2 separate regions of the Homo sapiens genome follow, and region 1 is linked to region 2. Evidence: read pairs that join two places in POLR2A ChIA-PET (ENCODE). Cell type or tissue: B cell. All regions are shown on one strand. Each heading gives the region's core, and the rest is flanking DNA. Links, peaks and the distances in the headings are about the cores only. Region 1 holds the start of HES5 (hes family bHLH transcription factor 5). Region 2 has its middle 38 kb from the start of TTC34.

What was found. ChIA-PET counts read pairs that join two places held together with the same protein. Peaks named below come from ENCODE experiments on the same cell type or tissue, not always from the same donor. Only the 100,000 strongest peaks of a DNase experiment are listed, where the experiment ranks them.
Region 1: POLR2A ChIA-PET joins it to region 2 with 8 read pairs; 2 of 35 experiments call an interaction of 5 or more read pairs at or near these places.

Annotation. Positions count from the first base shown.
Region 1 is chr1:2,530,006-2,545,734 of GRCh38, reverse strand. It overlaps HES5 (hes family bHLH transcription factor 5), which reads left to right and starts at 15,472. Exons shown (of 3, transcript NM_001010926.4): 1 at 15,472-15,624; 2 at 15,724-15,729. The coding sequence starts at 15,571. RefSeq lists enhancers at 150-1,020, 1,892-2,762, 9,910-10,413, 10,414-10,917, 10,918-11,421 and 2 more. In B cell, for the core only: a CTCF peak has its summit at 6,243; DNase peaks (open chromatin) are centred at 3,934, 4,604, 5,491 and 6,204; H3K27me3 peaks cover 2,120 bases.
Region 2 is chr1:2,832,141-2,847,869 of GRCh38, reverse strand. No RefSeq gene overlaps it. Among named protein-coding and RNA genes, the nearest start is that of TTC34, 38 kb to the right of the region's middle. In B cell, for the core only: no CTCF peak of the experiment used is centred there; a DNase peak (open chromatin) is centred at 7,289.

The DNA.
Region 1 (15,729 bases), core at 3,619-8,618, 300 kb after region 2:
CACACCCCAGCTTCTCCAAACCTGGTATTTGTTAACCAGCCGCCCTTGGGGGTCCTTCCATCAGCCTTGGGAGGCAGCAGTGCTGTCCCACACCTCAGACAAGGAGACTGAGGTCCAGGGAGGAGGCCTTACCCAGCTCACTGCCCCACCAGGTCCCTCTCCTGCCCCCTACACTGACAGGGTGGGCTGCTGGGTGGGCAAGAAGATGGTTGCAAAGGGTGTGAGAGCCGTGCAGGCCAGACTTGGAAGCAAGGAAGGTGCCAGCCCTGGGGACTCATGGCCAGCGTGTGGGGGCGAGCAATGGGTAGTGTGACGGTGGAGGCACGGCGCCAGGCATGGTAGTGGGTGCCTGCAGGGTCCTCCTGAGCCATCCTTTACCCAGGCACCCATGATAAATGACAGGCCCAGGAAGGGTGCCAGTCTCGGGCCAAAAGAGAGGGGGTAGCAGCTGGCCTGGGTGGCTGCACAAGACTACCCCTATGCCCTGGAGACCTCCTGCCCCCATGGCCAGAAGGGAGGTGCCTCCCTGTCACGAAAGTCCTGCTGGGGGTGGCCAGGTAGGCTGTGGCTGCCGCTCCGACAGCCCCGCCTGCCTGAGGCCATGAATGGCCGGGAGCCTTTTGTGGGTGAGCAGCTGGCTGCCGGCCCTTTCTGTGGGGCTGTGGGAAAGTCCTCGGGCCAGCCTCTCACAGCCTCTCAAAGCCCGGATTATCTCTGGGTCTGCAGGACACCCTCTCAAGGACGCCCCCAGCATGCTTGGGGGCAGGGACGCCTCTGCAGAGGCCCTGTCTGCTGAGCTGTGGCCCCAGAAGTCGCTTGGCCAGGAAGGGTCTCCTGAGTGGAAAGACCCCTCGGACACCCCACTCCATGCCCCCTACCGCATCCAACCGCCCAGACTCAGAAATGCCCGCCACGCCAGGCAGGCTGTCCTGGAGCCCCGGCTCACTGTTGTCCTGGCCTCTAGCCCTCTGGGGAAGGGCGTGCTCAGCAGAGGAGCTTGCTGGGGGTTGCTAGTAACCCCCCCTCGACCCCAGGCCACGTGGCTGCGCCCACAGCTGGGCAGACCCAAGCCAGATCCAGGGCTGAGATCACACTTGGAGGTGCTCAGGGCTGAGGGCCTCGAGGCAAGTGCTCACTTACTCAGCACCTACTGCATACAGGCCAGGCAGAAGCTGCTCAGAGTCCTGAGAGTGGGGCAGGACCACAGCTGCCGCACCCACACCGAGCAGGGGTGGGCCCAGCTCTAAGCAGAGCTGCCTGCGGCCAGCTGGCCTTTCCCTGACCCCCAGCCAGTTTCCAGGAAGCCTGGAACACGGGCAGGGGTCGCCCACCCAGGAAACCGAATGAAGGCGAGAAGAAGCAGAGCCGGGCAGTGCCTGGGGCAGGGGTCTGCGTGCCGAGGCCACTGCACATGCCTGGCGCTCATCCACTCTCCGTCCTCAGCACAGGCCTTGGGTGGGAGCGTTATCAGCTGCATTGCACAGATGAGGAAGCTGAGCCCCAGAGGGCCCACCTACTGAGGGGTACTCCCCAGATTTGAACCCCGTGCCCACAGCCCTCCCCACTGGGCCGTGTGCACACAGCCTGCATCAGGGGTAGGGCAGGGAGGCAGGCGCCTGCCTTGGTCCCCTCCTGGCACCTAGTGCCATGCCAGGGCCAGAGCGTGCAGGGGACAGCCAGGAGGCTGCGGGAACTGGAAGGCACTGGACAGGCCAGATGTGTGCGGTTTCCAGCGCGGTTGCTCAGGGAGCCTCGGCTGCTTCCCAGGCCTCAAAGGCAGCCTGGAGGGGGCCCTGCCGCCCGCTGGGACGACTGCTCCCCAGATGGCCTCTGAGGCCGGAGCTCAGCACACAAAGCCCAGGCAGCCCGTGGCGAATGAGTTTGTTGCCGCGCACGCGCCTTTTGTGCAGGATGAATGTCCGCAGAGGGGGGTGGATGTGGGAACCCACCCGGAGCGGGCTCCAGCCCAAATGCCCCTCCAGGCAGGGGAGGTAGGCGGGTGCCTGGGGCAGCACACAGCCTCGGTGCCAGCCCCGAGCCCTGACACAGGCAAGCAGTGCCGGGCTCCCCCTCCCCCACCTCACGCAGGAGCCACAGGCGAGGGAGGGCTGAGGGTGGCTGCCACTCTGCTGAGGGTGGCTCCAGGGCGGGGGAGCTGCCTGATGGGGCTGGAGCCCAGTGGGCTGAGGGCTACTGAGCAGGAGGCTGAACACATTCCCAGGGGCTCCAGGGGCTGGGCCGGGGTACTGGGGGGAAGCAGGACCTTCTGGAACCTGCCCTGGGCACCTTCAAGTCCAGAGGGTGGCTGCCCTCCAGAAGCCAGAGTCTCCCCTGGTTGAAGCCAGGATGCATCTCAGTCCTGGGGGTGGGGACAAGAGGCTGAAGGTCTCTGCCAGACCTAGGGGGCAACTAGAGGAGGAAGCGCAGACTCCCAGAGCCCCCTCCCGTTCCTCCTCCCTCACCACGGGACCAGCAGAACTCTCGGCCCGGGGGCTCACTTAATGAAAAAGGGTGGTTCCTGCCCGGCTGGGCTGGCAGCCTGACCTCTCCTCTGCCTAAGCTCGCCAGGCCTCTTCCTCCCTTCCCTCCATCTGTGACAGGGGTGCCATATCCACTGTGCTGCAGCAGGTCCCCGGAGACCCCCATCCATGGCTGTGGGGGTGCCCCAGGCATGGGTCCTCCCTGCTGGTCACTGCCGAGGGTCCCCACGCTGGGCTGGAAGCCCCTACCTGAGACAGCTGGCCCATCGTAATGGGGGTGGTGGTGGGGATGGGAGCCCCACTCGGTACCACACCCCAAATAGAGTGCTGATAAAGGCCAGCATCCCCTGTAAGAGTTGGGGCGGCACATCAAGGGAAGGGCTGGGATCCAAGGCTCAGAGAGAAGTGATCACTGGGGCCTGGGGCTTGAGCCCCACATCTGTGATCTCCCTGGTCCCCCTACACGTGGATGACAGAGGCTCATAGACAGAGGGTCCCCCACACCCTGGCCAGATAGTGCTCGCAGAGCTAGGGCACCAGATGGGGGGTGCTGGCACAGGGCCAGTGCAACAAGGCCAGGGCCACAGGAAGGGCCAAACACCTGCAGGCCAGTGGGACAAGAGAATGGACTTCCAGACCCAGAGTCCCAGAGCTGCCGGACCCCACCCAGGGCTTCCCAGGTAACTGACAACAAGCAGCACCCCCCCGCCTCCCAGCAGTATGGCCCAGACCCCAGCCCCTCACAGGGCCTAATCTGCTTCAGGAGCAAGCGAGCTGCCATCCCGCAAAGCCCTCAGCACTGCTCCAGGCTGCTGCTCCCCCTGGACTCTGCCCCCTGTGGAAGACACGTTGACCCCACCCTGTGTCTGTTTGTGGAGCCCCAAAGATCAGCTAGGCCACCCCCTCAATAATCAGTTGGGGAAAAAGGCCAAAAGTCAGCCCAGGACCCCAGCGAGTCATGTGGAGCTGCCAGTCTAGCCGGGAGGGAAGCTGGGACGCTTTTCAGTGCAAAGTAGGTCTTTCCCAGCGGTGGAAGAGCAGACCCGTGCGCGTGCTCTGCGGCAGGGACCTGAGGAAGTGCCTGTGGCCAGCGTGAGGGTTACATGAGCAAAGCAGGAGCCTGACCCGGGTGGGTGAGGCTGCCCACCTGCCCTAGCCCAGGGTTCTCTCTGGCCTCGGCCTCCACCTGGCAGCTGGGCCCTGGGTTTCCATGGGCCTCAGTTTGCCACCCTGTCCAATGGGCACGATGACGAAGCCTCAGGACGGTGTGGCCACACTCAAGTGCACACTCACTCAGTCCCCTCCTGAGGCTCCCACATCAGCCCCAGAAGTGAGAGGAATGGGGCACCCCCCGGGGGCGGTGAGGACAGCGATCGATCGTGGGAGGCTCTGCCTGGGGCAGGTAGTCCTTCACTGCGGGTGGGACCAGTGCTTATGAAGAGGGCCCAGCAGTAACCACTGCAGGCCACGTGGCCAGGCTTCTGTCCTACCACGCCACTGGCGTCACGCCAGGAGGTGGCCTTCCTGGATAGCATCGGGTGTGGCGCCCTGCTGTGTCTCCGTACAATGTTATTTATGGACGCTGAAACTTGAATTTCATCTTTTTCACAAGTAGTGAAACATCTTTCTTCTCTATTTATTTGTTTCAGCTGGTGCTGAGACCGGCCGACCTGTAATCCCAGCTACTCAGGAGGCCAAGGCAGGAGGATCGCTTGAGCCCTGGAGTTCAAGACCAGCCTGGGCAACACAGAGAGACCCTGTCTCAAAAAAAAAAAAAAAAAAAAAGTAAAAAACACTCTTGGGTGGGGGTGGGGAGTGGTACAAAATCAGTGAGAGGCCCAGACGCTCACCCCTTTTCTAAAAGTTTTACAAATATTAACGCTTCTGATCCTCCCGAAACCTAGTGAGGGGGCCCTATCACTGTCCCCATTTAACAGATGAGGAAACTGAGGCACGGGTAGGGTTAAGTGCCCTGCCCGAGGTCCCACAGCTGGGGACCCTGGGATTCCTCCCTGCTCCCGCCTCCCCAGCCTCTAAGAACCAGGGATTGTGGGGCTGGGGACGAGCCTCCTGAGCATTCCCTTAGCCCCTAACTTGAGAGCCCTCCCGGCCCAGGCGAGCTGGGACGCAGCCCTCCCCACCCCTCCCCAGCTCTCCGATGCGCGGGTTTCCAAGCCCCTCCCTCCGCCCGGCTGTGGGTTCGCGCTCGCCGGCGGTTCCCACACTGCGCGGGCGGGCGGCGAGGGAAGCGTGCCTGGGCCCCCCCGCGGCATTAGTGCCGGGGTCTGAGTCTGAATGAATGAGGGCGGCGGCGGGGGGCGCGGGGGGGCAACTCCCAAAAGACCATCTGGCTCCGCGTTATAATAGAGCAATAAAGGGCTTGTCTGCCTTTCAGAGGTTGGGAACGAGCTGCTCTCTGACACCGCGGGGTTTTTAACCAGCTTGGGACGGCGACCCGGCCCTGCCCCGGGGCGCACGGGGGGTGGGGGGACACCGGCGGGGCGGGGCGTGCGGCCACGTGGGCCCGGACGGCCCCTAATCCCCGCGCCCGTGAGACTGCGGGCCGCGGGCTTTCCCACCACCCACCCCTGCGCACCGGGGGAACCAACCCCACAGGTGTCCCCATGGTCCCCATAGCAGCCTGGTTTTACACTAGGGAAACTGAGGCCCGGAAAGCTGGGCAGGGGGAGCCTGAGGTTGCGCCCATGCCCTCTGGGGTGTGGACTCCAGTCCCTTGGTGAAGGTGGGGCCTGGAATGGTGCACAAAGCTGGGGCCTCAAGCCTGGCCTGGGACTTGGGAAGGCTGCAGTCTGTGGGGGGTGCCCTCAGGGCTACAGGAGCCCCCTCGGCTTCAGGAACCCCCACCCCATCTCCACAGATGCCCAGGTGCCCTAGGAGCAGCTGGCGTGCCCTGCGCAGGGGTGTGGGCTACTGTCTCAGCAGGGGCCCCAGTGGCCTCTCGGGTGCCAGCCTCACCCCAGCAGCCCTGGAGAACCCAGGCCCAAGCCAGGGCACCAAAGGGCATCAGCTCGGTGGGCCTGGTGCACCCCCAATTCTCCAGCAAGGGCCCTTCCCCCTGAGGTTCTTGGGTCAGGGCTGCGGCGGGGAGCCCAGCCACAGGTCCTGGTGGAGGGATGGAGCCTTACCTTAGTCAGATGAGAAATGGTACTTCCACCGCCCAGCTCAGCCCACCTATAGTGCTCTCACGCAAGGCCTTAGGCCTGCCTTCCCTGTTCAGACCCTACGGGTCCCCGTGTGGCCAGGTTGGTTGCGATCGGGAGATGGGTAGAGGGCCCTGCCCCCTGACTTGGTGCCCCTGGCCAGGTGCAGTGTGCAGTGCAGGGACTGGGACACCTGTTTGGGCCCACAAGCCGTATTCCAGGTGAGGATCAGACAGCAGGTGGCCAGCCCCAGCACAGAGTCTCCTGGGCTGGGGCTAACTGGGTATGGAGGGGGTGGGCGCTACTCTGCAGTGCCCCAGCTCTTTCCCCGCCATCCTCAGGGTTTGTCTCACTTCCAGCCACCTGGAGCCAGGCCTCCCAAGACCAAGATGAGCTTGGCAGGGAAAGCCCATTTTACAGACCCGTAAGCTGAGGCTCAGAGAGGAGTGGGGTGTGTCCAACAGTCTCTAAGTGAAAAAGACAAGGGCAGAGCCCAGCCTTGGCCTGGACCTTCTGCTTTCACCAAGCCACTCAGTGCCTGCCCCGGGGCCTCTGGGAAGGAAACACGCTCCTGGGGGACCCCTGCAGGTTCAAGCCTGCACTGCACACTGCACCTGGCCAGGGGCACCAAGTCAGGGGGCAGGGCCCTCTACCCATCTCCCGATCGCAACCAACCTGGCCACACGGGGACCCGTGGGGTCTGAACAGGGAAGGCAGGCCTAAGGCCTTGCGTGAGAGCACTATAGGTGGGCTGAGCTGGGCGGTGGAGGTACCATTTCTCATCTGACTAAGGTAAGGCTCCATCCCTCCACCGGATGGACTCTGCACCCCAGCTCTGCACCTCAGCGCAACACTGAAATGCCGCAGGAGATGGGCCTTCTGTCTCCACAGTCACGGGAAGAGCAGGTGTCTGTGTTCCCAGCCTGGGGAGTTGCTGCAGAGTAGGAGCTGAGAGGCTGACCCCCGTGAGGGCCCCAGAAGCACACCTGGGCAGGCCAGTCCCCTCACCTTGTGAAGCCTCAGTTTCCTCATCTGTACAATGGACTTGATCATCATAATCCAAAATCACAGAGTTGCCGTGCAGATGCGAAGCCCTTCTGGGCTGTGCACACAGGGGATGCTCATTTGGAGGTCAGGCTGTAGAGGCTGCGAGCCCTGTCCCACTGCAGCCCGGCTTCTCAGCTGGGTATCTCACTGGCTGTGACACCCCTGGGTGCTGCCAAAAGGTGTTACTCAAGGCAGACTCTCTAACCCACTTGGGATGCTCAGGCCCCCAGGTAGAATTCAGGCCCAAGGGGTGATTGGGGAGGGGGGTCTGATGTCCTGACCTCAGCAAATCGGAGTACTTCAAGCCCAGGGGAGGCTCCACATACTGGGGGGCTCAGCACACAGAGGATGATCTGCACACAGGAAGGGCTCTGCACGTAAGAGGTATCCACACACAGGCATGCTCTCTACACAGTGGGGGCTCTGCACACAGGAGGGGCTCTGCACACAGGAGCGGCTCTGCACACAGGAGGGGTTCTGCACACAAAGGGGACTGCACACAGGAGGGGCTCTGCACACAGGAGGGGCTCTGCACACGGAGGGGACTCTGCACACAGGAGCAGCTCTGCACACAGGAGGGGCTCTGCACACAGAGGGGACTCTGCACACAGGAGGGACTCTAGGGACTCTGCACACAGGAGGGGCTCTAGGGACTCTGCACACAGGAGGGGCTCTGCACACAGGAGGGACTCTGCACACTGAGGGGACTCTGCACACAGGAGGGGCTCTAGGGACTCTGCACACAGGAGGGGCTCTGCACACAGAGGGGACTCTGCACACTGAGGGGACTCTGCACACAGGAGGGACTCTGTACACAGGAGGGACTCTGCACACAGGAGGGACTCTGCACACAGAGGGGACTCTGCACACAGGAGGGGCTCTGCACACAGAGGGGACTCTGCACACAGGAGGGCTCAGGAACTGCTATTTACTTTAGCACAGTGTGAACAGGGAGGCCTATCCAGCCTCCACCCTGGACGATGAGAGAGTTCTCAGCCCACCCTCTGACCGAGGTCACTCCACGTCAGGCGTGCAGAGACAGGCCCAGCAGCTCCCAAGGACGTCAGACCCCCCTTCCCCAATCACCCCTTGGGCCTGAATTCTACCCTGGGGCTTGAGCATCCCAAGCGGGTTACAGAGTCTGCCTCATAACACCTGTTGGCATCACGTGGGAGTGTCACAGCCGGTGGAGACCCAACTGAGAAGCCGGGCTGTGGTGGGACAGGGCTAGCAGTGTCTGCAGCCTGACCTCCACCCCAGGAGAAGGCTCTGGCCCCTGCCCACCTTTCCTCGGGCCTCGGCTTCCCGACTGGACTCTGCATGCCCTGACCCCCTCTTCTGGGTGTGAGCAGCACACAGCGGCACCTCCTGTGGGAAGCCAGCGTCAAGGGGAGGAGCAGCTGGTCCTAAGCACTGAGGGCCACACCCTGAGCTCTGTCCCTTCTTGGCTCTGCTGCCAACTGACTGGCAGCATGCCCCTTGCCAAGGCCTGCCCCCAGGCATGGTGGTGGGGGGCATGACCGTGAGACCTTGGCAAGTTATTTTGCCCCTCAGCACCTCTGTCCCTCACCTGCAGATAGGGACGCACTTACCTGCCTCGGAGGGCCGCCAGGGGCCTGGTTGAGCACCGTTCCTACTGGGCAGGGCAGGGCAGAGGCACTCCTGTCAGGGTTTTTCCCCACAGTCACCCCAGGGCCCAGGGCTCACGTGGCACAGAGCAGTGCTCGGCCAATGCGGGTACTCTGGGAGTTAGGGCAGCGGGGCAGGGTGGGGACGGGTGGCCCAGCTGAGGACATCTGAGCAGGCGTGAGCATTCCTGGGCACATGCACGCAGATGCATGCATAGACACACATGGGCACACATGCACACACACACACACTGGTACACACAGACACATGGGCACACACGTACACAAGCGCACACACTGGTACACAGACACATGAGCGCACACACACACTGGGACACAGGCACACACACACACTCGTACAGACACAGGCACACACACGTACTCAAGTGCACACACATAAGTACATGCATACAGGCACACACACACACACGCACAGGTGCACTCACACAGGTGTATACACAGGAGCCTCCTGGGCTGGGCACGGTGGCTCACGCCTGTAATCCCAGCACTTTGGGAGGCTGAGGCGGGTGGATCACCTGAGGTCAGGAGTTCAAGACCAGCCTGGCCAACACGATGAAACCCTGTCTCTACTAAAAGTACAAAAATTAGCCAGGCATGGTGGCGTGTGCCTGTAATCCCAGCTACTCAGGAGGCTGAGGCAGGAGAATTGCTTGAACCCAAGAGGCGGAGCTTGCAGTGAGCCCATATCATGCCTTTGCACGCCAGCCTGGGCAACAAGAGCGAGACTCCGTCTCAAAAACAAACAAACAAAAAAAACCACAGGAGCATCCTTCCAGACTTGGAGATGTCAGTCCTGCTCACCTGGTCTCTCTTGCCCCAAGCTGGTGTCCCTGTAGTGCCCTCTGCCTGGAAGGTGCTTCCCAGAACTCCTCAAGCAGAACTCGCCAACACCCTCCTTAGTCACCGTTCCCTCTGGAAGCCCCTCTTGGTCACCCACCTTCCCCTTTGTCCCCACCTCAGGGATTCTTTCTCGCCCTTCTGAAGATGCAATGACTTCCTCCCATAGGAACCTATGCATGTGGATGCACGTATGTATGTATGTGAGCATGTGTGTGTTGTCTGTGTGTGTGCGTGTGTCTGTGTGTGGGGAAGCCCTTTCAAAAACTGCACAAGTAATAAATGCTCATTCAAGAAAACACAGACATGAAAAATTAACCAAATCTATGTCCCCAAAACTGTGTTGGCTCTGCTGGGGGGCGTGCGGCTGCCCGACTCTGCCACCGGTGTCAGACAGGCTCCAGCTCAGCTGTTGCACCTGGCTTCACCGCAGGTCCATGCCGGGCCCAGTCTACACCCTCAAGGCATCTCCCACAGGTAAGAGTGTCCCCTACCCCCAGTGCAGGAGCCTCAGTCCCAGCTCAGCATGTGTGCTCAAGCATCTGCTGACCAACGAAAGAGAAGCTGCCCACTGAGGGGGGCTGGCTGTGGGGAGGAGCTGGAACCAGCCCCATTTCTGGACCCAGGTCTTTGGTCCAGTTCTTCATTTAGGAGGGGAGGGGTGCAAGGAACTGAGGCCACAGGGAGGCCACCACCGGCCTAGCAGAGGGGCCAGGGCGTGGAAAGGGCCGAGGATTTCCTCTTGGCCTCATGGTGGTGCGCCACCCCCACAGAGCACCCCTAAAGACGAGAGCCGGCGGTTCCCACACTCCGCGCTCCTGGCGGCCTTCCCTGGTGACAAAGGGCATCGCGCGTGCCTCGCTGGCCGCCTTCATGCTACAGCCTCCCTTTGTCCACACGTCCGTGCAGGCCACCCACCATCTGGAGCTCCAGCTCCCAGCACTGATCGGATCGATGCGCTGCTCTGCCCTCGCCAGAGGGTGGAGGGCTGCAGGGAGCGGGGGGAGGCCACACCGTCCCTCACCAATGCCCCCTCCCCGCCAGAGGGCTCCCCGCACGTGAGCGCCCCAGGCTCCCTCCCCCAGCTCCGCACACCCCTCCCTTCCCACCACCCCACCTCCCTCAGCTCCTCAGGAAGAAGACGGGGCGCACCACCACACGTCCCCGTCTCACGTCAGACCCTCACCAGCTGTGTGGTGTGAGCACCTCTCTGCGCTGCAGACTCAGTGTAAACAGAAAATAAACAGTGCCTACCTCCTGGCTTCGTAGTCAAGTCTAAACTGGCAAGTACACATGAAGTGCATAATAAATACTCGAGTGTTGACTCCTCCTGTTAGCTGACCCAGAGTACATGTGACCTTGGGCATGTCACTTAACCTCTGTGACCCTCTTGCCCCCAGCCCCCCAGCTGGAGAGTGAGCACAGGCCCACGCACTTTGCAGGGAGGGCTGTTGTAGGAAGTCGGATTTCCATGTTCCATACCTGCCTGGTGATTCACAGATGCTCAGCGCCTGAGGACTCTTCCTCCCTCCCCCACTGCAGCTCCCGCCTGGAGCCCCAAGGAGAGATCTCAAACCTCTCCCAGCCACTCCACCTCCCATGAACAGGTGCCCTCCCTGGCCGAGGGTGGAGACTCGGAGCCACACCTGGTCCGGCTGCATCTGTTCACAGCTGGGGAGACAAGCTGGGTGGCTCCTTGCAGCAGGTGGGCTGGCTGCTGATGCGGGGGGTGGCCTGGCTCCAGGGCAGAGCCCTATGCATGGATGGGCCCAGGGCAATGGCAGGCAGTGCTGGCCACTGTTCAGGCAGGGGTCCTGGATGTGGGGGAGGCCGCTGTCTCTGAAATCTGGAACGGGGCCATCTCCCTGAACTGACTTCCCAGGCAGCAGGGCGTTTTGCAGACTTCGAGTAGAGTTTCCACCCAGAGGCCCCCAAGCAAGGGCTTCAGGGGCTGGAAGAGGAAGAAGCTGGGAGCTATGGTTACCCCTGACCCTCCTTCCCCAGGTCAGCCTGGCTCCTGGCCCCCGCCAGCCTGCCTGTTCCCCACACTCCAAGCTGGAAACCCTTGGGGACAGGAACACCAGGTCGGGGGTGCCCGGCACCACACCTACTTCCTCAGCTGGAGGCAGGGCCTGGGAAGGATTGTGGGGGCTGCCACTGCCTGGGCGGGGAGGGGGCAGCAGGAGGGAGTTCGTGGTTCTTCTCCAGAAAAGCTCCTCCTTTTTGTTTTCTCCAGTTGTGGCAAAATATATATAACATAAAACAACCATCTTAGCCATTTCTCAGCACAGAGTTCCATGCCATGAAAAGCATTCGTGATGTGCCACCATCACCACTGTCCACCTCCAGAAAATGTCCATCTCCCAAGCCGAACCTCTGTCCCCAGGAACGCTTACTGCCCAGTCCCTCCCAGCCCCTGGCACCCACCATTCCACTTTCTGTCTGTGAATCTGACGACTCTAGGGGCCTCCTACAATGGCACCACCTGGGATGGGCCCTTTTGTGACTGCTTTATGTCACTGAGCACAGTGTCCTCAAGGTGCAGGCCTGCTGTGACCTGCGTCACAACCTCCTTCTCTTCTGAGGCTGAAGAACGGTCCACTATGTGGAAGGACCACATTTGTTTGTTCACAGACAATGGGGCGGCGGCCGCCTCTTGGGTTTGGGAACCGCACTGCTCTGAAGACAGGGCCCAAATAACTCCCCCAGGTCCTGCTTTCCATTCTCTTGTGCATGGACCTAGAAGTGGAGCTGCTGGGTCCTATGGTTGCTCTGTGCTTCATTTTTGGGGGAACTGCCAAGCTGTTTTCTAGTGTCTGCGCCGTTTGACCTTCCCAGCACCACGTCCTGCTTTGGAGCTGGGAGCAAATGCCCCTGGAGCTTCCCATCGCCCCCCACCCCCACGGGCCCCTCCCCTCCGAGGAGCTCTTCGCTTTGCTGTCAGCCCTGGAGGGAGTGGTGCTGGGCGTGTGGATTATTTAGAAATGGGTCATGGTTCTAGACGCGTGCATTCCAGCTTAATCATGCCCAACTTGTAGGTTTTGCCTGAAGGCCCCCTGCCTCAACAGTTGCTGAGCTGTGGAGGAGAATAGAGAGTCCATGTTTCATGGGGACAGAGGTTCAGCTTGGAGAGAAGGACATTTTCTGGAGATGGACAGTGGTGATGGTGGCACAGCATCGTGAATTGAGACAGCAAAGTGCCCTGCCTCAATGTCTGTGTATGTGGAGGCAGGAGGACTATTACCAACTCTAGATGTGCCAACCCCACCCCAACTATCAAGCCCCTTAGACTTACTGAGCCCTCCAGGGTTGGGGGCTCAGGGAGGTGCAGGCAGGACAAACTCCCTCCCTCCTCAAAGCCCGGCTGGGGCAAGAACACCCCCATCCCACGCTGAGCTGCTGGGGGCAGCCAAGGTGGAGGATCCCAGCCCCCCAACACTTCACAGTGCTTCTGTGGAGCAGAGCCTGCCAGCCTGGAGCAGCCTCCAGCCCTCCCTCCTCCAGCCCCCTCCGCAGCCCACCGTGGATGGTGTGAGCCGGGAGCCTAGTGAGTTTCCCACACTTTGGCCCCATTCACAGTGTTAAACGGCCCACAAAGGCCAGGCGTGTGCCTCGGAGGCCGCCAGAGCTGCCATCTGGCCCGAACTCAGGGAGGGAACCAGCCTTTCATCCGGCCAGGATTCAACACCATTCATTTCATATTTCCCACAACTGAAAATTGGATCAAAGCTGCTCCAGTCCAGGGGGAGGGAGGAAGAGGCGGGAGGCAGCAGCCCCCACACAGCCCACCCACCACCCTCACCTCCGGCAGGCCGCCATCCTGGCCCACTGCGGGTGGGCGGGCCGTGGGGGTGGGGAGGTTGGACCACATCTCCCGGCGGCACGTGTCTCCTGTGGGCTGAGGAGCTGGCTCAGGGGAAGGGACCAGGACAGGACACAAGCCCCAGCCACCTGCCGCTCCAAAGCCTGCGGGAGCAGGGCCTGGCCTCAGTGCCACCCCCATATCTGGGCACAGGCCCTGTCCCCGCTGCCAGCAGCTGGGTGGTCAGGGCACACGTGGCTCAGGTTCCGTTTCCTGCTGGCGGAGGTGCTGGCCAGGGCCTGCCTGGGCTGGGGCCACCTGCCCGTGCTCCCGCACCCCTAGCCCCTGGCTAAGCACCTCCTTGATGTGGCCGCTGGACCAGCAGCGTATAGGTCATGGGCACACGGGTGACTACCTCGTCCTGCCCTCCCCACCCCCAGTCCAACCCCAGGGAGCCCATAGTCAGGCAAGGGACATGCCACAATGTGACTGCCGCCAGCATGAACCCCACTTCAGCTGCGAAATAGCTCCACTGAACACAACCAGATCCCCTGTGTAGCCGGGAGTCCAGAGCCCCTAGCCAGTGCCAGCCGCCATCAATGCCCAGAGCTGTGGGAGCCATGGCGTGAGCGCGTGGCCTGGACACCCCCACACGGGTTGCCCTCCTGCATCCATCAAGGGCCAGAGTGTTGTGGTGGGACCCCACCTGCTCAGAGATGAGCCCCCAGCAGTCCCAGCCCCCAGTGTCACTGCCTCCCTCTGACAGCCTGGAGCATGAGTCCCCTTCAAGGGAGGTGTTGTGGGAGTACAGCGGGGGTACGAGGGTGAATAGGGGCTCCCTTCCTGCCACCTCCAAAGTCACCTGATGTTTCTGCCTGGGAGCCTCCCAGCCTAACCCTTCACAATGGTGTCCGGCTGGCCTGTGGGAGAGCCACCCTGCATTGGCTTGAAGTCCTGTCTTCCCCTGCTGTCCCAGCACTGTCCTGGCTGCCCCCTGGACCGTCCATCCTTGTGCTGAGGACCTCCTGGAGCTAGGCCCACCAAGCGAGTCACTCAGAGCCGGGGGTCACTGCCGAGAGCCTCCGGGGAAGGCTCCTCATTGGACCCTGCCAGCTGGCCAGGGAACCCCACTCCTGGATTCAAACTCTGCCTAACCAGCCCTGATGCCAGCCCCAGCTCTGGGGGCTAAGGCCCTTCCGCTAGGACCCGGCAGGGTCCCAACCTGTCTCTAGGAGCCAGCCCAGGCCCCGAATCCTCTCCTAGTCTCTGCTGCAGAGCATTTGAGGAACTGTGACCGCAGGCTAGGGGGTGGGGGTCTCCCAAGGGACCCTCCCCTAAGGACCCAGGGTGGGATTCATTGCCTCAAAGTGGCTGCGGGCACTCAGCTCAGTTGGCCAGGTACCGGGGTTATTAGCTCATCCCATGGACCGGTGGTTGGGGGCGGGGGGCTAGGGCTGGCATGGCCTCTGATCCTCAAGTCTGCCACCTGGCACCCACTCCCTACCCACTGGCAAAATGCCAGAGGAAAGCAAGCCCTACAAGTGCCCTGGCTGCCAGAGAGACTAGGTGGAGCTGTGGCATGCATAAACAGTGGCCACAGCAAGCATGCCAAGAGCCGAGGCCTCCCGAGCTGCGTGGACACTGTAGTCAGATCCCTGGCCAGATAGGGGTGGGGAGAGGCCCCTGAGGGACACCTGCCAGCTCGTGGAGCAGCCCCAGTGCTGCTGTGGGTTACAGTGCTCCTGGGAGGACAGGGTGCAGGAAGCGGGGAGAGCTGCCGGGTGCCCGGCTCCGCGGGGAGAGCTGCCGGGTGCCGGGCTCCACGTGGAGCACGGGCCCCAGCTTCCTGGAGCTGCCCGGAGCCCAGCCAGGAAGGCACAAGGCCCATTTTCTAGGTCTGGAGAAGTCAGGAGTCCCAGGTGACAGTCAGGGGGCTTGTAATATAGGCACGTAGGACTGATCCTAAGAGCGTCGCCCCCTCTGTCCCCCTCCCCTGGAGGGGCAGCAGGTCCCAGTCAGGGAAGGTGCCCATCCCCCAGGAAGCCGTGGCACTTGTTCATTCTACAGTTTTTCCCTTATCTGCTCCTACGGCCTCTGCCAGCCAGCAGTGGGAAGCCGCTGGGGAGAGGCAGGGGAGGGGAGCGGAGGGGAGGGCGGGGGAGGGGGCCCTCCTTCCTGCCCCCCTCCCGTTTGGCGGCCTGGGAAAAGGCAGCATATTGAGGCGCGGGGCTCCCGGCATCAGGCCCCGGGATGCTAATGAGGGCGAGCGCGTTCCCACAGCCCGGACATTGTGCCGCGCGGCCCACCTGCTCCTTGGGGAGCGCCCATTGTGCCCGCGCCAATTCACAGGCAATTTAGCGTGCGCTAATGGGCCGGCGCCTTTGTGCGGCCCGCCCGGCCATTGGCCGCGGAGTGTGGGAACGGCCGCGGCGCCCGGACTCCAGGCGCCAGGCCGCCGCCCGCGCCTATATAGGGCGTCGGCGCGCGGGGCCGGTGTCCGCGCCAGCCCGGGACGCGCTTGGCCTTGCCCGCGCCCGCTCGCCTCGTCTCGCCCGGCCTCCCCGCGTCGCCTCGTCGCCTGTTCCGCGCCAGGCATGGCCCCCAGCACTGTGGCCGTGGAGCTGCTCAGCCCCAAAGAGAAAAACCGAGTAAGTACCAGACTCGCCCGGCGCGCTGTCCCCGCGGCCTCCGGTCCTCGGGGGTCCCTGCGCCGTGCCGGGCCAGCCTGACACCCCCTCCTCCCGCAGCTGCGG
Region 2 (15,729 bases), core at 4,748-9,747:
CCATGGAGCCCGCAGCCACAGAAGAAGACGGGAGATAAGGAAGTGAACAGGCAAAGCCGTGCCCTTGCACTTGTCTAGAAGGAAATGGGCCGAATGTGGCAGGAGAATCACTGGGAAGAGCTTCCTCAAAGGCGTGGGGGGACGAAAAGCAGCTCCGCGGTGGCAGCATGAGGCCAACGCCCGAAGGACAGGAAGGCACTGGCCAGGCACAGGCCCTCCTTCCCTCTGCAGTGCCGGGGACAGGAGCGGACCCGTGCGGAACATGCCCAGAGACAAGCAGACAAGCAGACAATGTGGCCCTCCAGCCACACCCCGTGTGCTGAGCTTAAAGAGAACAGCACGGGGTGACCAGCTGACACACTCTACCCAGCACCAAGGGAGTTTCCAGGATCCAGGACCTTCCGTTGTAAAACCAGGACAGTCCTGAGCAGACTGGGATGAGTTGGTCACACTAGGGTTTCTCCAGTTTGAAAAGGGCCACTGGGTGCACAGAAAGAAAAGTGAATTCTGCCAAGATGGCTCAAGCCCCCACCAGTCCCCCTGGGAGGGGGAGGCCAAGCAGGGCTGCTGGCCTTGGGGGAGGCGGGAGCAGGGCACACATTACTGGTTTGTGTCCAAGACTGGTGCACCTGGCTGGGGGGATGAGCCGGGCCCCCACGTGGTCTCTGTCTTGTCACTTTATTGCCATTAAATTGCACATTCCCTTTCATGCCATAGTCCTCAGAGACGGTGGGTGCATCTGGTGTCCTGCATGGTAGCTTTGGGTATTCAGACACAAAAAGGACCTAGAATTATGGAGAAACCACTCACGGACATTCACTGAGGCTCACCATGGGTTGAGATCCTGCACTGCAAAGCGCCTTGTAGAGATTTCTTTCCCACAACAGCCCAAAGGTGGGGATTATCGCCTTTCCCATTGCAGAGTTGAGAAAACTGAGATGGAAGTCAGCTAAGCCATCCGGTTAGTCCGAGGTGGAGCCGCGATTTGAACTGAGGCCCCCAGGACCCCGTGTCATTCCCACAGTGTGAGCCATCGGGCTCGGGAGATAGGGGCCAAAGAACTCCTAAGCCCCTCTTTGGTTTTAGGAGGTTCTCAAGGGGTTTCTCCATGCTCTGTTGCAGAATCGACATGAACTTTTAAAATATGGCCTTGATTTGTTAACTTATTTATTCTTCTTCTTCTTTTTTTTTTTCTGAGACAGAGTCTTGCTCTTTTGCCCAGGCTGGAGTGCAGTGGTGTGATCTCGGCTCACTGCAACCTCCGCCTTCCAGATTCAAGCAATTGTCCTGCCTCAGACTCCTGAGTAGCTGGGATTCCAGGCAGGCACCACCATGCCCGGCTAATTTTTGAATTTTTAGTAGAGACAGGGTTTCACCATGTTGGCCAGGCTGGTCTCGAACTCCTGACTTCAAGTGATCCACCCACTTGGGCCTCCCAAAGTGCTGAGATTACAGGCGTGAGCCACCGCGCCCGACCTAACTTATTTCTTAAACAGTTAAATCAGTTGCACAGGGAAAAGATCAACTCTCAGTGGTTGGTCCATTTGCACCACAGTTCAATTTTGTAAAGAAATAAGCGTGTTTCAATTCAGTATTTAAAAAATTTTAATTGTATTATACATGATGATGCCCTTTACCTTCCACTATATTAGAGTAGATTATATACGACCAATCCTCCTGCAAACACAACTGAAAACTCTAGGATGGACACACAAAACCACAGCAGCAGCAAAGCAGCCGGGACACGAGACCAGCCGACATCCTGGAGAAAAGGGAAGTGCAGGGAAGAAAGTCTGAGAACGGATTCCGTGGTTGGCGTGACAAGGGCCTGTGGGCTGACAATCCAAGCCAACAGCAGCAGAGAGCATCCTGGTAGCATCACCCCCAAGCTCACGGCACTGTGTTCAGAGCCTGCCAAGCAAGCAGTGCCCTGCTAAACACCACAGGCTTTCTGCCCCGATGACTCCAACTCCACCCAGGAGCAAGAGCAGCCTGTAGAGAGGCCAGGCCTCAGAGGAGCCAAACCCAGTGGAATCAGCTCAGTTCTTAGTTGGACAATGGAGATCCGGCCCCGTTGCAGCCACCTGCTGGGAACCAAAGAAAGTCTCCTCTGGGGAGATAAACAACCCAGAGCGCTACAGTGTTTTCTGAACAATGTGGAGAATTTTCTTTTTACATTATAGGTACAGTGAGCTGAGTGCTGGCCCCAAAAAAGATACATCCACATCATAACCCCTAGAACCTGTGAATGTGACCTTATTTGGAAAAAAGGGTCTTTGCAGGTGTGATCAAGTCAAGGATCTTGGGAGAAGGAGCTTATCCTGGGTTCTCTAAAGGCAGTCCCATGTACGCTCTGTAAGAAACAAAGAGACTGGGCTGAGAAGCACAGAGGGAGACAGGCACACAGAGAAGAGGGGAAGGAAATGTGGCACAGAAGCAGGGACGGAAGGGATGCAGTCACTTCATCCACGAAGGAATTCCTGAAGCCACAGCAGCTGGAAGATGCAAGGGAGGGTTCCCCCAGAGGCACTGGAGGGAGTGCAGCCCTGCCCATACCTTGACTGGGGGCTTCTGGTCTCCACAACTGAGACATTAAGATCCTGTGTTTTGTTTTGTTTTGTTTTGTTTTGTTTTGTTTTTTTGAGATGGAGTCTCTCTCTGTCACCCAGGCTGGAGTGCAGTAATGCAATCTCAGCTCACTGCAAGCTCTACCTCCCAGGTTCACGCCATTGTCCTGCCTCAGCCTCTCTGAGTAGCTGAGACTACAGGCACCCGCCACCATGCCTGGCTAATTTTTTCTAGTTTTAGTAGAGACGGGGTTTCACCGTGGTCTCGATCTCCTGACCTCATGATCTGCCCGCCTCGGCCTCCCAAAGTGCTGGGATTACAAGCATGAGCCACCACACCCGGCCAAGATCCTGGTGTTTCAAACCACTCTGTGGTCATTTGTTATGGCAGCCATGGGAAACTAATACACCAGGTAAGCCAAGAGAGGAACAGCAAAGCAGACGATAGAAGCAGACCCACAGGTGATCCCGCTATTGGAGTTACAGAGACAGGCTTAACAAAAGTGCACTTAAGAAAGTAGAGAATTTCACCAGACAATTGAAATCTGTGAAAAAATAATACATAGAAATTCTAGGACTGAAAAATCCCTCCAAAGGAACAATAATATGACAAGGGACTTCACAACAGAAATGACAGAAGCCAGAAGGTAATGGTATGTCATAAAGTGCTGGGGAAAAATATGCTAAAAACAACAACTGCCAACTTAGAATTCTAATGCAAGGGAGAATAACTTCAAAAATAAAGGCCAACAGTTCCTTTAAAGGTTAAATATAGCCCAACATATGACCCAGCCATTCCTCTCTTAGTTATGTACCCAAGAGAAAGAAAAACACATATCTACACCAAACTTTGTATTAAAAATGTTCATAGCAGCATCATACACAAAAGCCAAAAAGAGGATACAATTCAAGGGACCACCAACTGTTGAGTGATAAAGTCAGGTCTACCCATACAGTGGAATATTATTAAGCCATTAAAAAGCACAGATTCATGCTAGCACATGGATGACCCTCAACAGCATTATCCCCAGCGATAGAAGCCAGACACAAAAGAACACATATGACAGGATTCCATTGATATAAAATGTCCAAAAAATCAAATATAGAGAGACATAGAGCAGATCCATGGCTGGCTAGGGCTAGGGGAGGAAATGAAGAGTGATTTTTTTTTTTTTGAGACAGTTTTGCTTTTGTTGCCCAGGCTGGAGTGCAGTGGCATGATCTCAGCTCACTGCAACCTCTGCCTTCCGGTTTCAAGAAATTCTCCTGCCTCAGCCTCCAGAGTAGCTGGGATTACAGGCAGGCTTATTTATTTTTAGGGTGTGGAAACCTAAAATTAGATTGTGGAGACAGTCATACAACTCTGTAAATATACTAAAATTCATTGACTTGTACACATAAAACATGAATGTTATGGCATGTCAATTATATCTCAATAAAGCTGGTTTAAAGAAAAGAGAAGGAAAAAAAAATTTTGCAGACAAATAAAAACTGAGAGAACTGAGGTAGCAGCAACACACATGCACACACAAATACACACACATAAATATTAAAGAGAATTCTCCTGCAGAACAAAATGATCCCAGGCTACAGAAAGGAAATTTAGGAGAAAATTAAGTGCACAGAAATAGTAACTGGGTAGGTAAATATCAATGACTCTCAACTAAACAACAATAATGATGTCTTATAGGGTTTTAAATATACATAGAATTCGTGTATACACAGCAGTCACACAACAGGTAGCAGCAGAAAATGGAGTTAAAATATTGCAAGCGGCCAGGCGCGGTGGCTCACGCCTGTAATCCCAGCACTTTGGGAGGCCAAGGAGGGCAGATCACGAGGTCAGGAGATGGAGACCATCCTGGCTAACACAGTGAAACCCCGTCTCTACTAAAAATGCAAAAGATTAGCCAGGTGTGGTGGCAGGTGCCTGTAGTCCCAGCTACTCGGGAGGCTGAGGCAGGAGAATGGCACGAACCTGGGAGGCAGAGCTTGCAGTGAGCCGAGATCGCGCCACTGCACTCCAACTTGGGGCGACAGAGCAAGACTCCGTCTCAAAAATATATATATATATATTGCAAGCATGCCTACTTTCTATTTGAAAAGATTTGGATTCCCTAACCTGAGAGTTTTCCTGTAATGCAACCCACTGGGCGTGCAGTTATCATCCAACCTTCTTCCCATCACCCTGTGGGAACCAGAGCTCAGGGAAACTTCCCAGAAATTCTGATAGTCTAGCTACTGCTATTTCTATGTGTAATAAATTGTCCATTTCTGACCCAGGGAAAAATTAATTACTTAATTAAAATAAAATATTCTAAAGTACTTGCCTTGTCTTGGAAGTGACAGGAGTATGCAATCATGGTAGAGTGTAATAAATCAAGGATGTGTTTTTAATCTTTTTTAGGGAAAAGACTAAAAGAAGAATAACATATAGGATATTTAACAAGTTAACAGGACAAGAGATAAAACAAGGGAAAACAGGAAAAAAGTGGATCAAAAAACAGACGAACCCAATAGAAAACCAGATAGTCGGATGGTAGATTTAAACCCCAAATATTTGTCATTATATTAAATGTGAAAGTACTAAATATTCCAATTAAAAGATAAAGATTGTCAGATTATATTTTTGAAAACCACTTACATCCTGCTTGTGACACACTTTAATTAGAAAGACATACAAAAATCAAAATAAAAGGATGGGAAAATCAGCGCCTTGTAAACAATAACCGAAAGGAAGCTGATGGTATGCTGACAGGCAGGGCGGACCTCCAGGCAAGAAGCCGTGCTTGAGATCACTGAGACAGTGCATACCGGTTAAAATGATACAGGTTAAATGATACAGGTTAAAACGGTCAATCCGTCAGGAAACATAGCATTAAAATTCATATGCACTCAATAATATAAGTTCAAAACATAAAGGGAAGGAATTGAGAAGGGAGAAATGATACAGGTTAAACGATACAGGTTAAAACGGTCAATCCATCAGGAAACATAAATTAAAACTCATATGCACTCAATAATATAAGTTCAAAACATAAAGGGAAGGAATTGAGAAGGGAGAAATGGACAGAATTATCATCATAATGAAAAAATTTTCACCTACCTCAGCCTGTAACTGATAGAACAGACAGCAGGTGAGTGAGGATATATTAACAGACAGTTTGAAAACATGATTTTAAATATGACCTGATGTATGGATTGTCTTAGTCCCTTTGGGCTGCAGTAACAAAGGGCCCTAGATTGGATGGCTTATACATAGCAGAAATCTGTTTCTCACCCTTCTGGAGACAAACTCTGAGATGAGGATGCTAGCATCGTTGGGTTCTGGTGAGAGCCCTCTTCGGGGTTGCAGACGGCTGACCTCCCTTGTATCCTCACGGGGTAGAAAGAGGTCAAGCCAGCTCTCTGGGGTTCCTTTTATAAGGCATTTATTTCATTCTCGGGGGCTCCACCGTCATGACCTCATCAACTCCTAAGTCTCCACCTCCTAACCTTGTCATCTTAGGAGTTAGGATTTCAGCATCTGAATTCAAGCAGACATAAACACGCAGTTCATTGTACGGATACACAGCACTCTCCCCCAAAACTGCAGGAGACACACTCTTTTCAAGTACCTAAGGAATAGTAACCAAAATTTATCATATTTGGGGACAGAAATCAGGCTTTGACAAACGTCAAAGGCAGGGCCAGGACTAGGGTGAGTCCAGTGAGTTCCCCTAGGCCCAAAATATAAAGGGATGCTCACTCCCAGATTCACGCAGGCAGAGGAGTGGGAGGGAACACAGGAGAACTCAATTAGAAAAGGATGAGAAGAAAGCAGGGAAAATTCACGATAATAAAACAAACGATCCGAAAACAAGAGAAGGGAGCTTCCTTACTCCGATCAAAAGCACCTGCAAAAAGCCTGGAGAATATATTCTACCTAATGGTGAAATCATGGAAGGTTTCCCACAAGATTAGAGATGAGACAAAGATGGCAGCTCCCCTGTGTAGTTTAAGTCACACATGCTGAGGTCCTCACCAGTGTGATCACACCAAGAAAAGGAAATAAGAGGCATTTGATTGGAAAGGAAGAAATAAAACTTTTATTATAGGTGGACAACATGATTTTATATGTAAAATATCTTAAGGACGCTACAGATAAACCATCAGACTGATGAAGTAAACTCAGTGTGGTCACCGGATACACGGTCAATATATAAAAATCAATGACATTTGTCTAGGCTGGTGTTGTGGTCACCCCACTGCAAGAAACAAGATAGACATCACTCCCCCACGTTCCTAAAATTTGGTTTGGATGTCAATACTGATGATGCCTTGCACACACGCACACACACTCACACTCACACACACACTCAGTCACACACACACTAGCTCACACACACTCACAGTGATACACTCACACACACTCACACTCACACACTCACACACTCACACACTCTCACACACACACTCACACACACTCTCACACATTCACACACCCCAAGAGGGTATGCAAGGCTTACTAGTCACGCAATGAGGCTTTCTGGGGAGAGCGGGGCTGATGCCCAAGTTTGTCTGAAAGTGGCTTGAGGCGGCTGGGAGAGGAGGTGGACTCAGCCTTCCCAGAGGTCCCAGAGGTCCCAGAGGTCGGGGATGGGCTGGGGTGAAGGTTCCCACAGGCAGGCCAGGGGCCCCAGGCTTTGAACTTCCTGCCAGCACCGCCAGAGGGGGACCCAGGCCTTCTCATCGGCTCACAGGAAGGTGGGACAGAAGAGGGAGGGGAGGGTGAGGCTTCAAGACCTTCTGCAGGAAAACCGCAAAACTGGAGTCAGAACCTTTACTGTTGCCGCGGATTGTGCTAATTGTGTTTAGAAAAGAAAATAACCAAGAAGTAAAATGATACTGAGGCAGGAGAATAGGGTCTGGAGTCTAAGGCTGATTCGCCCTGACTTCCTAGAACTGAATCAAAAGGAAAACCTCACCTCTTCCCACCAAAGTAACAAAATGATCAGAGGCGACTCCCTTAGCAATGTCCCCACCACCTCCACTGCGTTGCAGATGAAAAACGGAAAGTACCTCTGATTGGTCACCTCCAGCAACCAATCAGACTGGTCACGGCCTTACTCTTCATTTGCACAGCGGTGTAACTTTGTAACTTCATTTCAGCCTCTGATTGGTCCCAATCACTCAGACTGGTCGTGGGCCACTCCATTTACATAGATTGTAACCAAGTAACCAATGAGAAACCTCTAGAGGCTGTTGAAACCCCAGAACATTCTTAAGCAGTGCTCTTGAGCTATTGGCTCGAGCCCACTCTCACTCTGGGGAATGTACTTTTGTTTCCATAAGTCTGTGCTTTCCTTGCTTGATTCTCTTGTCACTTTGTTCGTGCATTTTGTCCAACTCTTTGTGCAAAAAGCCAAGAACCCGAACGACCTGTAGCAAGACCTTCAGCCAGTAACAGTATCATTTACAATGACACAAAGAATCAAATACCTGAGAATGCATCTAAAATGTGCAAAACTTCTCTCACAGAAAACTACAAAACATCATTTTACAAAAGTAATGGAGGCCCCAAGTGGAGGAACCAGCTCGTTCATGAATCAAAGGTGGACAGATGTCAATCATCTCCACATTAACACAGTGATTCCATGCAACGCTAGTTTTAAAACGCCAGCAGGTTTTTATTGGTGAAAGGAAGCCACACTTTTAAAGTGTACAGGAAATGAAAAGGTTGGGACTGGGCTGGGCACGGTGGCTCATGCCTGTAATCCCAGCACTTTGGAAGGCCAAGGTGGGTGGATCACTTGAGGTCAGGAGTTTGAAACCAGCCTGGCCAATATGGTGAAACCCTGTCTCTACTAAAAATGCAAAAATTAGCCAGGTGTGGTGGCGGACACCTGTAATCCCAGCTACTAGGGAGGCTGAGGCAGGAGAATCACTTGAACCCAGGCAGCGGAGGTTGCAGTGAGCCGAGATTGCACCACTGCATGCCAGCCTGGGCAACAGAGCGAGACTCCATTTTAATTAAATAAAAAAGAAGGAAAGAAAAGACCAGGAGAACCAGACAGTCTACAGGAGAAGAGCAACACAGGAGGACCTACCCCACTAGAGGCCAGGGTCTAAGATGAAGCTACAATAATTAAGCCAGTGTAGTATCAGTGCACAAACAGACCCACAATAAATGGCGACCTGGTGTAGAACGAAGCTGGGGGCAGGATGGTCTTTTCAAAAAATGGTGCTAAGTCACTTGGGTATCCGTCTGGAAGAAATAAGCCTCGGTCCCTATATCGCACCATTTCTAAATATCAGTTCCTGGGATGCTATAGATTCTAAACATCAAAGATAAAGCAGTAAAACATCTAGAAGATAACACAGGCGAAATGTTGTATGACTTTGGGATAGGCAAAGATTTCTTAAGTCCAGACCTTATGGCACTATTAAGAAAGTAAAAAGGCAAACTATAGACTGTGGCAAAATACTTGTAACAAGTGTATTTGGTAAAAAACTCACTTCCTAGATATATACCAGACTTTTACAAATCAGTAAGAACAAGAACAAAAGGCAACCCATAATCAAAAAAAGGGTTAAAAAAAAAACTCCGACAGGCATTTTGCAAAAGTTATCTTATAAGCATTTGATTAAAAAGTGCTAAATGTCGGCCAGATGCAGTGGTCCACGCCTGTAATTCCAGCAGCACTTTGGGAGGCTAAGGCAGGCAGATAACAAGGTCAGGAGTTCGAGACCAGCCTGGCCAATAAGGTGAACCCCATCTCTACTAAAAATACAAAAATTAACCGGGTGTGATAGCACACACCTGTAGTCCCAGCTACTCAGGAGGCTGAGGCAGGAGAATCACTTGAACCCAGGAGGCAGAGGTTGCAGTGAGCCGACATCGTGCCACTGCACTCCAGCCTGGGCGACAGAGCGAGACTCCATCTCAAAAAAAAAAAAAAAAAAAAAAAAAAACTGCGAAGTGTCAATCCTCATCAGGGAAAGCACATTAAAACCACGAGCCACCCATACACACTTATGAGAGACGCTACAATGACAGACTGACATAAGCAAAGGTTGGTGGGGAGACAGAGCAACTGGAACTCCAGCACCCCACGTGCAGGGAGAGAAAGTGGCGTGACTCTGGAACACTGGGTATCCATACTTCCTACAGCTGAATCTACACATAACTTATGGCCCAGCAATTCTGCACCTAGCCAAGTACTCTGTGGGAATGTGCACGCATGTTCACCAAAAGACATACCGCAGTGTTCACGGCAGCATGGTTAGCAATATTGCCGAGGTCGGCATGACCCACTGACAATAGGACAGGCAAATAGACTGCAGCATCGTCACAACACGGGATGCTATGTATCGAAGGTGACAAGTCACAGCTCTGCCTGTCACGGAGTCATTGCAGCAACGTAATGTTGAGGGAAAGAAGCCAGACACACAGGAGGGCACATGGCATGATTCTATTTATGTAAAATTCAGAGAGGGGCAAAACCAAGCTATGGCCCTGGCGGTCAAGGTGGCAGTAGGTTTGGGAGGAGAGCCAAGTGTGCCAGGAGTGGACATGGCTGCCCTGTTTCCTGGTCCACAGGGTGATTTCTCAAGGGTGTTCAGCCACAGTGGGGCAGTTTTCCGCACTCACTGATGCTTCCATTAAAACAGAGCTCCCCATCCCCCAGACCACAGTATGGGTCCATGGCCTGTTAGGAACCGGGCCGTGCAGCAGGAGGTGAGCAGCGTGTGAGTGAGCAAAGCTTCATCTGTGTTTCCAGCCACTGCCCAACACTCACATCGCCACCAGGGCCCCACCTCCCGTCAGATCAGCCGTGGCATTGTGGCATTCGATTCTCACAGGAGCCAGGACCCTATTGTGAACCGTGCATGCGAGGGATGTAGGTTGTGCACTCCTCATGAGAATCTAAAGCCTGATGCTCTATCACTGTCTCCCCTTACCCACAGACGGGACCATCTAGTTGCAGGAAAACAAGCTCAGGGCTCCCACTGATTCTACATGACAGTGAGTTGTAGAATTATTTCATTAGATATTACAATGTAATCATCATAGAAATAAAGTCCAAATAAATGCAATGCCCTTGAATCATCCCCAAACCATCCCCCACCCTCCAGATCCATAGAAAAATTGTCTTCCGCAAAACCCGTCCTGGGTGCCAAAAAGGTTGAGAACCACTGAATTAAAAGGTTCACTAACAAGGGCGGAAGAGAATGCTGTTTTATTTCTGACAGGATCAGCTGCAGGTTATTCAATGTCCTCAACAAATCCCTCAAGTCAGGCACAGCCGTTATGGAAATCAGATTTTTTAACATGACCAAAGTCAGAAAAAAATACTCGTGCCTCATCCCCTCACATCACACAGATTGCACGGGGTACCCCATCTGGAGAAGAGCTGAATATTCCATCTTTTGGAGCAGCAGGCCTCAAAGATAAATACTCTTGACTACAGCAAGGCCTTGTGTCGCTTTTCCAGACATGGCTTCCCCTCTGCAGTGGGCTGGGAGGGGCTGTGCTGGCCTCTTGTCTCTGTGAATCAATCCCTGTGTTCGCTGCATTCCGGGCCCTCCTGCTCTGGGCCCTCCTGGCGGCACAGTGGTCCTCCCCAAAAGAGGTCAAGCCAATGAAATGTCCTTGCTTCTATCACCAGTTTCGGGAGACAATGGGACAAATGGTTTTGAAGCACTCCCAAGTCACCCAGGGCCAGACACTAATTCACATCTGCCCCGTAGTGGATTCTAAGTACAGACTCGACCTCCCGGCCGAGGCAGGTGCCATCGATCCTCCAACTCACGCAGACTCGGTGCTGGGCGCCTCTGCGCTGTCCTCGGCTGTTACCTTTGTGGTCTGTTCTAGGACCTTCTCAGTAGCCACGCAGCGTGAATGCCCATTCTGTGCAATTCTGAGTGGAATCACTTCTCTACCTTTCGCAGCAAAATTCTTCCACTTAAACCTAAAAAGCATTTTGCAGTTGTTCTAGGGGAAGAAAATGATTTTATCTGGAGGTTCCTGAGCTTTAAAAAAAAAAAAAAAAAAAAGAGATGCAAAAGCTTCAAGGGCCCCCTGCCTATATTTGACAAAGTTTCCTAGCAGATAATGCCCCGGGGGTCAGGGAGATGGATCTCGGCCCCCGCAGGCCTCACAGCCGCTGTGCAGCCCTTCAGAAGAAAACAGTTATTATTTGCATAATGGGATTTCTGCAGAAATCATAATTAATCTTAAATTTCACATTAGTGAATATATCTGAACCAAATTGCTCCAGCACTTTTTCTTCTGAAACCACCACGCTGCCTGAAGACCACTTGAAAGTGGCTGGAGCCCCCCAGGGGTCCATGACTGCCCTTCAGGAGACCCTGTCTGAGGCAGAGAGAGAGGGGGCGAGGCTGCAGGGTGCTAGGGGAGGGGCGCGGCTGGCAGTGGTGGGGAAGGGCACAGGAGGGGCAGCCTGGCCGAGGGGGTTTTAGGGACTATATGGATTTTATTAGCAGGGTATAGGGTAGCAGAACTGGGGGGCCGAGTGGCCGCTGTGTGGGAGGGGGAGCTGCCCAGCCAGGTGTGGGACCACCACTGAGCCACTCTTGTTTGGACAATGACTTGGAAATTACCCCTGCTCGACGCTTGAAACCTTAAGGTGAGATTTAAAGGGACTGGGGGCATTGAGACCATTCTCAGTGGGGGCCACTTGATGTTTTTCCAGATGACCTCCTGGGTTCAGGGGGCCTCCGGCTTGAGTGTCTAATGACTCCCAGGGGCTGGCCCCCCACTCCTCCATTGTACAGTCCCTGCCCCAGCCCCACCAACCAGGCAAGTGTCCCAGGACCTGGCCTGGAAACCTGGGTCCAAACCCACTATCGTGGCTGTCAGAACCCGGGATCCCCGGGGCCTTGTGCCCCAGCCACACAGCTGGCTCAGCCAGAGAAGGCCAAGTTTCTAGAAGGCACTAGATGGTGGACTGCAGTGGGGGCAGGCGGCACTGGCTGCCGGGGCGAGGTCGGCCCTGGTTCGGGGCGAGGGCAGTGCACAGAGCCCCCTTTCTCCTCTCTGCCCACCCCATGGAACAGTGGAGACATGTCCAAGTTCTCCAAGGAGGTCTGCCTGTACCAGCTCCGGATCCCTGCGTGGCCGCACCTCCCGGCAAAGCCTCTTTGTCCACGGCTTCCTGGCAGGGCCCCTACTGCAGACTCCTGTTCTGTAAACACCTCACAGCCTCCGACCCCCGACTCCCTCTGGCTCCCACCTCCCCCTCCCACTCTCTGTACCCACAAACTTCCCCTGGGCACCCACTGTTCTGGGCACGCTGGCGTTTGGGGGAAGCACGCACAGGCCCGGCCCAGGGCCTGCCCAGGAAAAGCTGAGGCAAGGATGGCAATAACCGTCCTCCTAGCTCGAAGCGATGGCTGGGAAGTGGCCCGGCCCCTCCATGCCTGGTGTCCTTATCTCTAAGCGGGGAGGAAAGGTGTCCCCCTCAGAGGCTGTTTGGTGGAGCAGCGGAGATGCCACTGGGGTGAGGCATTTTTCCTGATATTTTCCCTGGGGCCGGGGAGGCATTCTCAGGGGCAGCCCAGAGCAGTGCGGTCAGCCCCCCAGAGCCCTGGGCCACACAGGACAGCGCTCAGGCCACTTCAACAGCGAAATCAGCAACAAGAAACGCACAAAGCAAGAAACACGTACTAAATCGACCTCGAGAAAGAGGCTTGCTTGGCACTGGGTACACGTCCGGGTGACCTCAGGGCACTGGGAGTATGTATTTGGAGACCACCCATAGCTTTCATCACATAGACAAATTGGTAAATGTGGAATCCGTGAATGAGGATCAACTGTACTAAAAACAAATCACTGAATTGTACGCTTTGAAAGGGTGATTGGTGACTTACACCTGGAATGCGACATACGACACGACGCAGCCCTGCCCCGAGAGCCGGGAAACAACCCAACACACCTGCAGTGGGAACGGAGACTCCTGGGGGCCCCACGGCACCGCTGCTCACCCCAGCACCTCCCAGATCCTGGGGCAGGAGCCACTGCTTCTCCATCAAACCCGCCCTCTGACCACTCCACAGCACAGTCCCCTTCGGGCGGCACACACAGGGAGGGCAGGAAGAGCAGGACAGGCACACCGAGGCAGAGCCCGAGGCTGGTTCCAGGGAATAGGTAGCATGGACACGGGGCTAGGGGAGGCGGTGAGGGGCTGGGAGGCAGGAAGACCTGGCAGAGGGAGCCCCCTGAGCACAGTCAGAGGGAGACATGGGGTGGAGTTGCATGGGATGAGGAGAAGCCCCGATGCCCGGGATGGCCCTAGTTTGCACTCACTGTCCCAGCCAACGAACAGCTTCCCCCACTCTCAAAAGCACCCCAGTCTCGGCAAACGATTCTCTGGCAATCCTGCAAAAGGGCAGCATGCATGGCTACAGCACAGTGCCGGGGTGCACGGTGGAGGGGAATAGGGCTCTCCCTCTTTCCGGGGGGGTCTTTAGCTGAAGGGGCTTCAGCCAAAACATGGACCCTGTTTCCTTCCCCACTGGAGGCAGAGGGGCCATACCTGGTCCCCCGGAGGCAGCAGCACCCTGCCTGCCATCTGAGAGACACCTGTGTTGCTTGTCTGACATCCGCTGTGAAGAGTCAGGGGAGCCTCGGTGCTGCCTGGGGAGGATGGCACAGGAAGCCCCAGTGGGGCAGCTTCCCGCCTTCGACTCTGCCCCCACCCTCTGCATCGCAGCACTCCCAGCACCTGGCCAGGATGGGAAAACATTGCAGACAGTCACCAGGGACCATCCTCTGCACGCGCTCCCTCCCGGCCTCGAGTGACTCTATTAGAGAGAGTATGTTTTATTAATATCAGATATTAAAGTTTAATACTGTGATTGCAGGGGAAAAATGGGACTTCACCTTCAAGGAGTATTAGCGGATTCCAAAGAGAGTCTGTGAGCGGGAGGCACATTTGTCACAGCTTTGCAGGATGGGCGCCCCCATCCATCACACCCTTGGTGAGCTCTCCACGCTGCTGGCGGTGGCCACGGGGTGAGTGTCGCGACCCCGTCTGGTGCTCCCACCGGGTCAGCTCCCACCCCAGGGGTCTGGGGCCACCAGGAGAGGAAGTGTAGGTGAGGCAGGGGCACCAAGACCCCAGAGAGGGGGCTACAGACTCTGCATCCTGCACCTCTGGGTATATGGCTGGGACAGAGGCCGACCCCCTTCACTGGCCCCTGATTTTATGCAGGGAGCTCTGTGGGGCCCCCTGGGGCCTTGCCTGAGCCCCCAGCCTGGAGCGTACATCCGTGGCCCCCAGTTCACCCTTGTGAGCCCCTCGGACCGTTCTCACCCCTGCATGCCTGCAATGGACAAGGGCCACCCTCTCCGCTCAGAAGCCCGGGACCAGCAGGGTGGGGCGGGTGAGGAGCCATGGTGGAGCCTCCAGAAAGGGGGCGGGGCTCACTGCAGGTTCCTGCCTTGCACTCCTTAGAACTCCTGAGCCTGGCAGTTGGGGTGGGAGCCCCAGACCCAGGCTGGAGGCCCAGCAGCGGCTCAGACCCAGCCCTTAGGCTCCTCCCCCATTCACACCATAGATACCTCCAGCCGCCCCACATGCAAATGCACAGGCCACGTCCGCCTCCGCTGGCTGCTCTCACTCCTCCCACTGGCTGCACTGGGCCTGGCTTCTCCTGAACTTTGGGCCTCCCCCCATACACCTTTCTTCTGCACCCCGTGCTGATCCATGCATGTTTATGGGGGCGATGAAATCAATGAACACATTTGGGAAGGTGCCGTTGGTAACAAAAAGAACTGGTGATCAGGCCGTCAGGCCCTGGGGGGACTGCACCCACACCCATCAGCTCATGATGGAGCCCTAGTCCTTCAGTGTGGCTGTAACAGAATACCACAGGCTGCGTAATTTACAAAGAACCGAAATGTCTTTCTAACCATTCTGGAGGCTGGGAAGTCCAAGACCGAGGTTTGGTGTCTGGTGAGGGCTGCATCCTTCAGAGGGGGACATGCTCATGCCAGGGTGGGCGAGCTCACCAAATGCTGTGGACTCCCAGTCGTGAGAGGAGGAGCCCTAATGGCCCAATCACCTCTTAAAGGCCCCTCTTAATGCCACCACATTGGCCATTGAGTTTCAACACCTGATGTTAGAGGGGACACAATCAAACCACAGCAGATGGC